Regions from separate parts of the Mus musculus genome. Here region 1 is linked to region 2. A link is a contact called in ENCODE POLR2A ChIA-PET data. All regions are on one chromosome and are shown on one strand. The core of a region is the stretch at or near the end of the contact, and the rest is flanking DNA. Distances in the headings are between cores, read along the strand shown.

What was found. ChIA-PET counts read pairs that join two places held with the same protein, here RNA polymerase II (POLR2A).
Region 1: POLR2A ChIA-PET joins it to region 2 with 11 read pairs in Patski. The contact joins the enhancer-like site here to the promoter of Lrrc20 in region 2. POLR2A ChIA-PET finds 5 or more read pairs at or near these places in 2 of 5 experiments (Patski and embryonic stem cell).

What each region holds. Positions count from the first base shown.
Region 1 is chr10:61,623,958-61,628,600 of GRCm38, reverse strand. It overlaps Npffr1 (neuropeptide FF receptor 1), which reads right to left. Exons shown (of 4, transcript NM_001177511.2): 4 at 1-3,092. The coding sequence ends at 2,216. Among named protein-coding and RNA genes, the nearest start is that of Ppa1, 22 kb to the left of the region's middle. Within about 2 kb of position 1,350, at least 2 of the 3 ENCODE cell types and tissues checked have a DNase peak (open chromatin) inside an H3K27ac peak, as active enhancers do.
Region 2 is chr10:61,474,343-61,479,052 of GRCm38, reverse strand. It overlaps Lrrc20 (leucine rich repeat containing 20), which reads right to left and starts at 3,220. Exons shown (of 5, transcript NM_153542.1): 1 at 3,164-3,220. D830039M14Rik (RIKEN cDNA D830039M14 gene) reads left to right here and starts at 2,372. Exons shown (of 1, transcript NR_166099.1): 1 at 2,372-3,826.

The DNA of each region.
Region 1 (4,643 bases), core at 101-2,600, 150 kb before region 2:
CTGGCTCTTCTTTTTTCTTTCTTTCTTTCATTTTTAAAAGGTTTATTTACTTATTTTTTTGTGTATGAGTACACTGTAGCTATACAGATGGTTATGAGCTACCATGTAGTTGCTGGAATTGGAGCTCAGAACCTCCAGAAGAGCAGTCAGTGTTCTTAACCGCCGAGCCATCTCTCCAGCCCCACTGCTGGCTTTTCTATAGCATTGTGATGTTCTTGTCAGTACTCAGACCAAGCCCATGGGCAGGCAGGTGCCACTTCTGCTCCTACTCAAGTAAGGACAAGGATGATTCACAGGGATGGCCACCTGTGTCAGGTGCCCTGCTTTTTGCCAACCATGGCCTCTCAAAGCAAGGCGTTTGGGGAAACTGAAGCAGAGGCCTTGGTGGACAGGATTTCTGAGGAGAGCTGTGATTTTGTCTCTAAGAGGCCATGCTGAAGGCCAGAGCAGAGAGCAGACTGTAACTCCCACAGTCCCCAGGAGTCTCAGGGACAGGGTTGACACTGTCCTTGCTGTGGCCTAATTTTAGAGCCCGGGAGTCACAAGCCTTCTCGGTAAACAGCCAGCAAGTCTCAGGCCACTGTATCGTGCATGTGATACTAAGACAGCACCAACTTAGAGGGCCTTGCAGAGGACCAGTTCAGGCCACATCTGGCCTGACTACACCAATCACTCCCAGCCTCCTCGCAGACTACACAGCACCTGGAGGGAGCTTGACAGCTTCCTCAGCATAGGAATCGAGTTCAGAACAGCTCTGGCTGGAGGTCACAAGGCCAACATAATGCAGATGGTTTCCTGCCCCAGCCCCAGAACTTGGAGTCATTCCTTGGAGTTCCTTCTCATCCGGCGCTCCCCCCTGCCATGCCTACCTTCTCTGAAAGGCAGGATATGGTTGGTTCAAGCTATCTAAGGCAAGCCTAATCCAAACATTGCTGTCTGTGGCCCTGTGACCCTGGTCCTACTGGGCCTCGGTTGCTCTGTGAAACAGCCAGAACATTTTATGAGTCAGATGACAGTGTTCAGAGACCTGCTTGGACGTGTACAACCAACCGTGAGGCCATTTCTTCTGCTGCTATAGACATTGCTTAGGACAGACCTGGGAACAGCAAAGGGCCAGCCAGAGCGTGTTAAGAAATCAACAGGAGCTCAGAGCCCTGGACCCTTGAAATGTCCCCCGCCCCTTTTTTTAAATTCCTAAAATTTCTGGCCACTGTGGTAATGGAAGCGAGAATGTGTCCAGTTAAGTGCACATGATTGAAGTGGCAGGAGAAACCGGCAGGGGCAAGCCATTTCCTCACCTCCTGGGGAGAAGCTGTGCTCTGCCAAGGTGACTGTACGATGAGAGCTGTGCGTCTGACGGCAGATATACCGGGTGAGAGCTGGGGTGCATGCATCTGTCAAGATGATGGCAGGCATCGTGGGTGAGCGCTGTCGTGCATGCAGGCTCTCCTACTCTCCTCTGCGTTCAGGGTTCATAAGTCACACACGGTGGAAGAGTTTGTCTGTGTCGTGCTGGGGCCTCACCACATCCCGACTGACCACCTTCTCCTTCCCAGTAAACAAAGAAGAAATGCCCCGACAAAGGTTCATGCTCACTGGCCCACTAAGATATTTCCTGAGGGGAGAGTTGGCATTGCTGTCTTCCTTTTCCCCTTGCCTGCCACCCATGAGCTCTTGGTACTGTTGGAAGCTCTGCTTGGCTCTGGGGGGGGGGGGGGGAGTCTCCCTTAGGCTCAACCCAGTGCCATTTAAATGGGCTCCCTAGGGTTCTTCTTGGAGCTGCTCAGTTGTGACATGCTGAAGTGGGTATGGCACTTCCTGGAATAAAACAACTCAAACACTGGCCCTGGCAAGCGGAGAGCTTGGATGTTTCCCAGGAAAGGGCCAAGGGGAGCTCTCTCAGCAACACAGCACAGGGGACTCGGTCACAGGTGCTCAGTGTGTAGAAGTGGTCACCTCTTCCTAACCACCTAGTGACACATTTTCCTGGGGAGACTTACTGGAGTCTGGGTCAAGTAGGATTCCCAACGGTGAGACCTTGTCACCTCTCCCTGGGTCTCAATGCCTCACTGTCTCGTTTTTTTTTTTTTTTTTTTTTTTTTTTTTTTATCAAGGAGGCATCTCGGCACCCTCTTCTAATACTGCTATTGTGCCCAGGCATCATAGTTAAGGGTCAGGGCCACAGGCCTACAGGACGTTCCCTCTCTGGACCACCTCAAATGTTCCAGGCTGGGATAGTGAGGGGCATGTGGTTGCAGCCAGGCCCTTCCCTCGGGCCATCCTGGTGGGCCACACGCCCATTGCGCAATGGCAGCCGGTTAGGCCCTGGGACCCCACTGCTGGGGCCAGACTCCGATGGCAGCCCTGAGTCGCTGGGTTGCACGTCCACCACCACCCGCCTGCGCAGGAGGCGGCCAGGCCGCTCGGAGTAGGCTTGCTTGTGGGCGGCCCAGGGAAGCCAGCAGAGCTGTGCCCGGAAGGCAGCCTGGAAGCCGCGGCGGAAGTTCTCGTTGAAGTAGCCGTAGATAATGGGGTTGGCGCTGCTGTGGAAGAAGGCCAGCCAGTGTGCCAACGGGAAGGCGTAGACGGACAGCAAGTGCAGCTGCAGCTCGCTCAGCTCCCCGTAGTCGATGAGCAGCAGCAGCACCCAGAGTGGCAGCCAGGACAAGGTGAAGAAGAGCGCCACCATGACCAGCATATGCACCACGCGGGCCCTGCGGCGCGACGCGCGGCCACCCTCGGCCACCGCCTCCTCCGCGTCGCGCGCTGGACCGGGGGCCTGGCACAGCTTGCGCGCGATGCGCGCGTACATCACCACGATGAGCGCCAGCGGCGCCAGATAGATGTGCGCGAAGAGCACGGCGGTGTAGACCTTGCGCATGCCCTTCTCGGGCCAGGCCTCCCAGCACGAGTAGAGAGGGTAGGAGCGGTTGCGAGCATCCAGCATGAAGTGATGCTCCTCTCGCGTGACGGTCAGAGTGACCGCCGAGGGACACATGATGAGCAGCGCCAGCGCCCAGATCACCGCTATGGTGAGCAGCGCCTTCCGGAGGGTCAGCTTCTCACGGAAAGGGTGTACGATGCAGCGGAACCTGCAGGCGAAGGGGTGGGAAGAGAAACAGAGTAAGTGTCTGGGAGGATCCCTGGAGGCCCAGCGGGCCAGAGATGACCTGACTAGGGGCCACTGGAAGAGGACACGTGACATTCATCACCCTACTTGAGGCAGTTTCGGATGCTACTGGAATACGATACCAAACATTCATCACTGCACTTAGGCAGCACCCGAGAACTGCTTCGGCACTAATCAGGTTAATTTACAAGTAAATTGGTTTGTCTTTTGCGAAGGAGGCAGCACAGTCCGGCTAAATTGTTATGGCTTTAGGTGGATTTAGTGGAATAGATGAGGAAGGAACAACCTCTCTCCAGAGGCTTAGATCTTTATTTTAAAACAGATTAGCTGGCAGTACTAAGGGTTCAACCCAGGACTGGCCACTGAGGTTCCTATTTACCATATCAAAGCGGACCTGGCCTTTAGGTTCTCCCAGCATCCCTCGGTTGCTACCTGTTACTGGGTATAGCTGACCTACCCCACCCTCTACCCTGAACTCTCCAGCCCAGACACTGGGCTGCCCTTCCCACAGAGGCTCCTCCCTATATAGCCTAGACATTTTGGGCTACCTCCCACTTCCTTTTGCACCTTTGGCCTCATGGCTGCTGTACTTGGTTTCCCGCTCTCCCTCCCCCTCCCCCTCTCCCCACGAGGTTCAGGATCAGGACCACTCTGGACTCTCTGAGATGTCCCTGCCTCTGGCCGTTCTCACCCACATATCTATAATAAGCTTTCTCCTCCACCATATCCAGGAGCAGTCATGGGCTTTCCTTTATTCCTTTTTCTTTTATTCAGTAGCGGGCATCACAGCCCAGTCTGTGATAAACACTCTGTGCTTAGGAAGCCGGACTAGGCAAATATACAAACGCTTTTTTTAAAAAACACGTATTTAGTGCTTCGTTCTCCCTCTCCCTTCACTTAGCCTTTTCTCCCTCTCCACACAAAAGACAACTGCAGCAGTCAGCAATCTCTTTCTACCATGTGGTCCTAGCAATGGAATTCAGGTCAAGAGGCTTGGTGACCATACCTTGATCCACTGAGCCACTTGACCAGCGCATCACAAATGTAACAGGTGTAACTTTTAGCTGTTTATAGACTCCCTGAAAACCTCAGGAGCTGGGACTGGGGAGTGGATCAGTGGTGGAGCCTATTGACAGCCCCCCCCTCCGCTCCCCCCCCCCCCCCGCCCCAATGATTGGAGAAGAACTATTTGCTAGATCCAGACTGCCTTCCGGCTAAAACTGAGGTCAGCCAAGTCCCAGGCATTTACAATACGTGCAGAAACTTTTGCCAACCTGCACTGTTCTGGGTTTGTAAACCACAAGCATTTCTACTCTCTGGTCAGAGATACCACAGTCACACAACTGTGCCCTGTTCTCTCTCTCTCTCTCTCTCTCTCTCTCTCTCTCTCTCTCTCTCTCTCTCTCTCTCTCTGTGTCTCATAGCTAAACAACAGTCTCCTGCATGTACGACTGAAGACCAGAAGAGGGCACCAGCTTCTCACTAAAGATGGCTGTGAGCCACCATGTGGTTG
Region 2 (4,710 bases), core at 1,971-4,470:
TGTGCATGCGTAGGCATGTGCATGTGTGGGAGCGTGAATACAGGCACAGGCGTGTGTGTGTGTGTGTGTGTGTGTGTGTGTGTGTGTGCGTGTGAGAGAGAGAGAGAGAGAGAGAAAGGAAGAGAGGAAGAGAAGAAGAGGGAGAGGGAGAGAGGGAGGGAGGGAGAGAGAAAATGCATGCATATGTGTGCGTGCATGTGTGTGCATGTGCGCGTTCATGAATACAGGCATGAGCATGCTGTGAGGCACATTTGGAGGTAAGAGGACAACTTTGCAGAGGGTGTCCTCTCTACTGTAGATTCTTGGATCAAACTCAGCTCATCACCAGCTTTTACCCAGAGAACCATCTCACTGGCCCCTCAGGGGATTTACCTTAACTCCTTCACAAACTGAGAAACTGCAGAGCCAAGAAGGCAGGGCAACCAGCTGGATGGAAACAGAGCTGCCCTCCACACACATACTCACCCCCAGACTCCCCAACTCTCGGATTCCTTAACCAGGGGCTTTTTCTGCTATTCCATCTCCTTCTGCCTCTCCAGGGACTCAGTACAGGGACCGGAGAGGGTGGCAGGGCTCCAGAGCTCAGGGAGAACAAACTTGAGGCTGGAGTGGGCTCCTGGCCCCACCAAAGGCCATAGGGGAAACTATCCAACTGTTTGGTGGCTCCTTCGGCCCCAAAGGCTGGGCCTGTTCGGGATCTAACCAGTCAATTAACCTATGGGGACTTACTTAATATCTAATAGAAGCTGGGAGAGAAAGGCTGGGGAGGAAAGCATGAGCTGTTCTTGCTGGGGCTGGTGGCACAGGCCTGTCATCCTGAAGCAAGAGAATCGTAGTTCAAGACCTGTCCGGACTACAGAAATGACTTCAAGAGCAACGTAATGAGAGCTTTCTCATGGCCTTGCATTTAATCCCAGCACTGGTGTGGGGTGGGAAGGATGAGATGGGACACAGGCATTCACTTTTTCTTTTGTATGTTTTAAAAAGAGGAACAGACAATTGTCCATGTCAAACAAGAGACCAGGCTGTGGGCTGCCCCCACATCTACATAAACGATCTGAGCCCATTCACAAGCTGCCTGCACGCACATCAGCACTCTTTGGACAATCAAGGCACTGGGCACCCCTCTGCAACCAGAACAATCCACAGATCCCAGGCCGGCCCCACAAGTCTAGGTTCTAGGCTCCTAGAAGCAGGAATACAGTCAATCTACCACATAAGGATGGTGGTGGCAGAGAGTCAGGGAGAAACAGGAGCAATGGGCCCACATGGGCCCGACACATAGGCCCATGCTGCTCCCGTACAACCAGGGCCACCTATCCCAGACTCTGGATAGGGGAGACTCAGAAATTTTCAAGGAAACTAGACATGGTGGCAAATACCTATAACCCCAGCACAAGGAAAACTGAAACAGGAGGACCCCAAGTCCCAGGTCAGCCTGAGCTACAGAACAAGACAGCTCACCTGTGCCCTCCCACCACCAGTTTGTAACACAGCCCCAGGATATGTTTAAATTTGAAATCTTCTGGTCACCATCTATAAAAGCCATGCTGGACAATAAAGAGAGAGAGAGAGAGAGATTGGGTGTGGACTAGAATGATACTGCAACCACAGCATTTTTAAATTGCATGTCTATTAAGCTGCACTTATAGCTCTCCTGGGACAAACCAGGCCCACTGGTTGGACATGCCTGATGATACAAACTTCCCACTGGGAGACAAAATGAACCAGTTATATGCCTGCACAGCCTGGGGGTGAGGCCTGTGGCATGACCCCAGAAGAAGGGCCCATAGGGTGCCAGCAACAGGTAGATAAAGACAAGCCACAGAGAAGGCCTGCGGTCTGTTCCAGACCTCTGGAGGCCTTCCTGAGGAGCCTAACTAATGCAAGCAGAATTCTGGAAAGCTCTCAATGTTGTGGGGCAGCCCCAGTTGTGAGATGGAAACATCACCTTCCTCAATGAAACTGTTAATAAAAATTAACTGAAAAAAAATCACTTCTAAGAAAAGACTCTGCAAGCCATTAAGGGCTTCCTGCATTAAGCCAGGACCAACTATTAGGTCATCAAACAAGGACAGACAGGAAGTTTGCATATAATAAATTGAAGGTGAGTGTGCTATTCTGCTTTGAGGAAGCTATGATTGTGAACACTGTATAATTTCTCTGGCAGATCTGAAACTGATCTCACCTAAATTCCAAACTTGGGGCTGAGGTATTTAAACCTTGACCATGGCAATGACCCAGTCTTTAAGGGTCAGAACTCAACTTCATTATCTGCAGCCCTAAGATCTCTGCAAAGGAGCCACTGCGACACTCCGGCCGCACCAGCTGGTCCTATATTTAGTTACTGTTGTGGTCAACTGGGAACTTTAGAGCCTGGCAGCCGCTCTGCGGGGCAACCGGAGCCTCCGCAGCCATGCGCACGATCTGCCCCACCGCTGGCTCCGCTGGCTCCAGACAGACTTCGGGACCCTGCTGAAGCCAAGAGCTGATGTGGCGAGGTAAGGGGCACAATGCTAATCACACCCCAACAGTCCCAAAGGTCCACTCGAGACCAGAGCAGAGATGACCCACTTTCTCACCCAGGGGAAAGAGCCCGCTGGGGCAATGAGCTGGACACGTTGGCGCCTGGTTTCGCAGCTCAGCTTTAGAGTTGGGGAGCCCCGCGTGAGCATCCTTAGACTGTACCGACAGTACACAGTGGCCAAGGACAGGATCCCTGGACCCCATTCTCACAGCCAGTGGCTGCTCGTCTCCAGCCTCGCGCTGGCCTGGCAGACAGGAACTGGGACAAATGGAGCAAGCAGAGGGGGGACGCTGGTGATCGCAGAGGCCGGGGGCGTCCCACGCTGCCAGGGGCGGAGAGGCACACTCCCAAGTGACATGCGCAGCTGCCTCTCCCGATGGGCAAGGGCGTCTCACTGGGGAGACGGAAGCCGGGCTGTCCGAGAGCTCTAACCACGAGCCTCCCACTACCGCAAGCGATAGTCCATGACCTCTGGGCACCGCCCGAGCCATGACTCGGTGCTACCAGGTGTGCTGGGGGAGGGGAAGGGACACGGCCAAGCCCAGTGCTTTCCCTTCTGCCCCTGCCACGCTCGGCCTCTGGCCACCGTTATTCAGCGCGGCGCGAAGCCTGTGGGCCGCTGGAGGCAGCACTTACGGCGACAATGCGTCCTAGAGCCCAGCGCCCAGCACTCACGCTCCCGCGGCGACCGACGGCACCCGGTGCAAGTTCTGAGCCCGAGGGGCGGAGCCAAAGGGGCAGGGAGCTCAGCGCGCACGGCCGCTCAGCCAATAGTGACACCAGGATACGACCCAGGGCGGGGAGGGGCCAGCGCTCCGCCCGCGCGCACCAATCAGCGCGCAACTCCTCCTGCGCGCTCGGGAACCAAGGGAGGAACCGCTTTGTGTGGAGTCGGCAAAGCCAGCGCGCTAGGGGCGGGGCCCTGCATCTTCTTGTGTAGGATGCTTCTCCAGGCTGGATTTTATTTTGTTTTTAATTCCACGGATGAGCCGGGTTCAGCAGATCGGGGAACTTTGGAAAACGCAAAGAAACGCTAATTGAAGCCGCACTGTAACTTCATCTCTTCAGACTAAAGTAAACATGGAACTAAAGTCTACCTGCTTCACGGGTCGCTGTGAGAACTGATGAAGGGACTGTGGAGTCCAGCGCTGCTGCGACGCAAAAACACAACTCTCACCTCAAAGGGGATCAGAGATGGCTTATCCTAGAGCCAAATAGGAGCGACCCTAGCCCGGGAACACAAATACAGGTTATTCCATGTCCCAACATGGTAACAGTTTGATAAAAATTGTGAATTATTTTGTGCTTTTTTTTTTTTTTTTTAGTTATTTTATGCGTGTTTGCCCGCGTGTGTATTTGTGCACCACCTATGTGTCTGGTGTCCTCAGAGGCCAAAAGAGGGGTCAAATCTCCTGGGATTGGAGTTGCAAACAGCTATGAACCATCCTGTACATGATTGGACAACCCTTGCAAAGGAACGGTGTAGCTGTCTCTCCAGCCTCTTAATGAAGAACAAAGAAAAACGTAAAAACAAGGCACTTTTCAATTGTATTGGTGAGGATATCAGGTAAACAGGCTACAGCAAAGGAGAAAAAGATCTCAGCTATAGGCCCCAGATGCTAGCCTGAGAGCATTCTTAGCCCTTTGGTTGATCGGAAACTAGAGATCTGTTCTTGCACTCTGACTTACTGGATAGTTACAAAGATGTTAAGCCAAGTAGAGGGCAGAGCAATCAGTAGTTGTTAAAGGACATAAAGATGCCACAAAATGCCAGTCTGGCTCTGGACCTGCAACATTTTAACCCTTTTGTGTCACTAAATTTCTAGTCAGTAAATCAGACTAGCAAAAGATGCTGCTGTTCTTTTGAGTAATTTGTATTCACGGCTGCCAGACTAGCCACCAGGACCACAGCTTCTAAAATGTAGCCACTTCACAGATCTCCTGTTGTGTAACAGTTTCCAAAAACACTGCTTCCTGTAGGAAGCTCCTTAAGCAATAAGCACTTAAAATAGCTTTGGGAACCTCCTTAAAGAGGAAGGTAAACAAACTCAAATTAGCTTCAGGAAGTCCCTGAAACTGACCAGGTTCACTAGGCCCCTCCCTACCAGGCTAAGCAATAAACTAGTCATAACCCAACACCTCCCATTAGGGATATAATGGCCTGGGCTCTTAGAGTCCTTTCT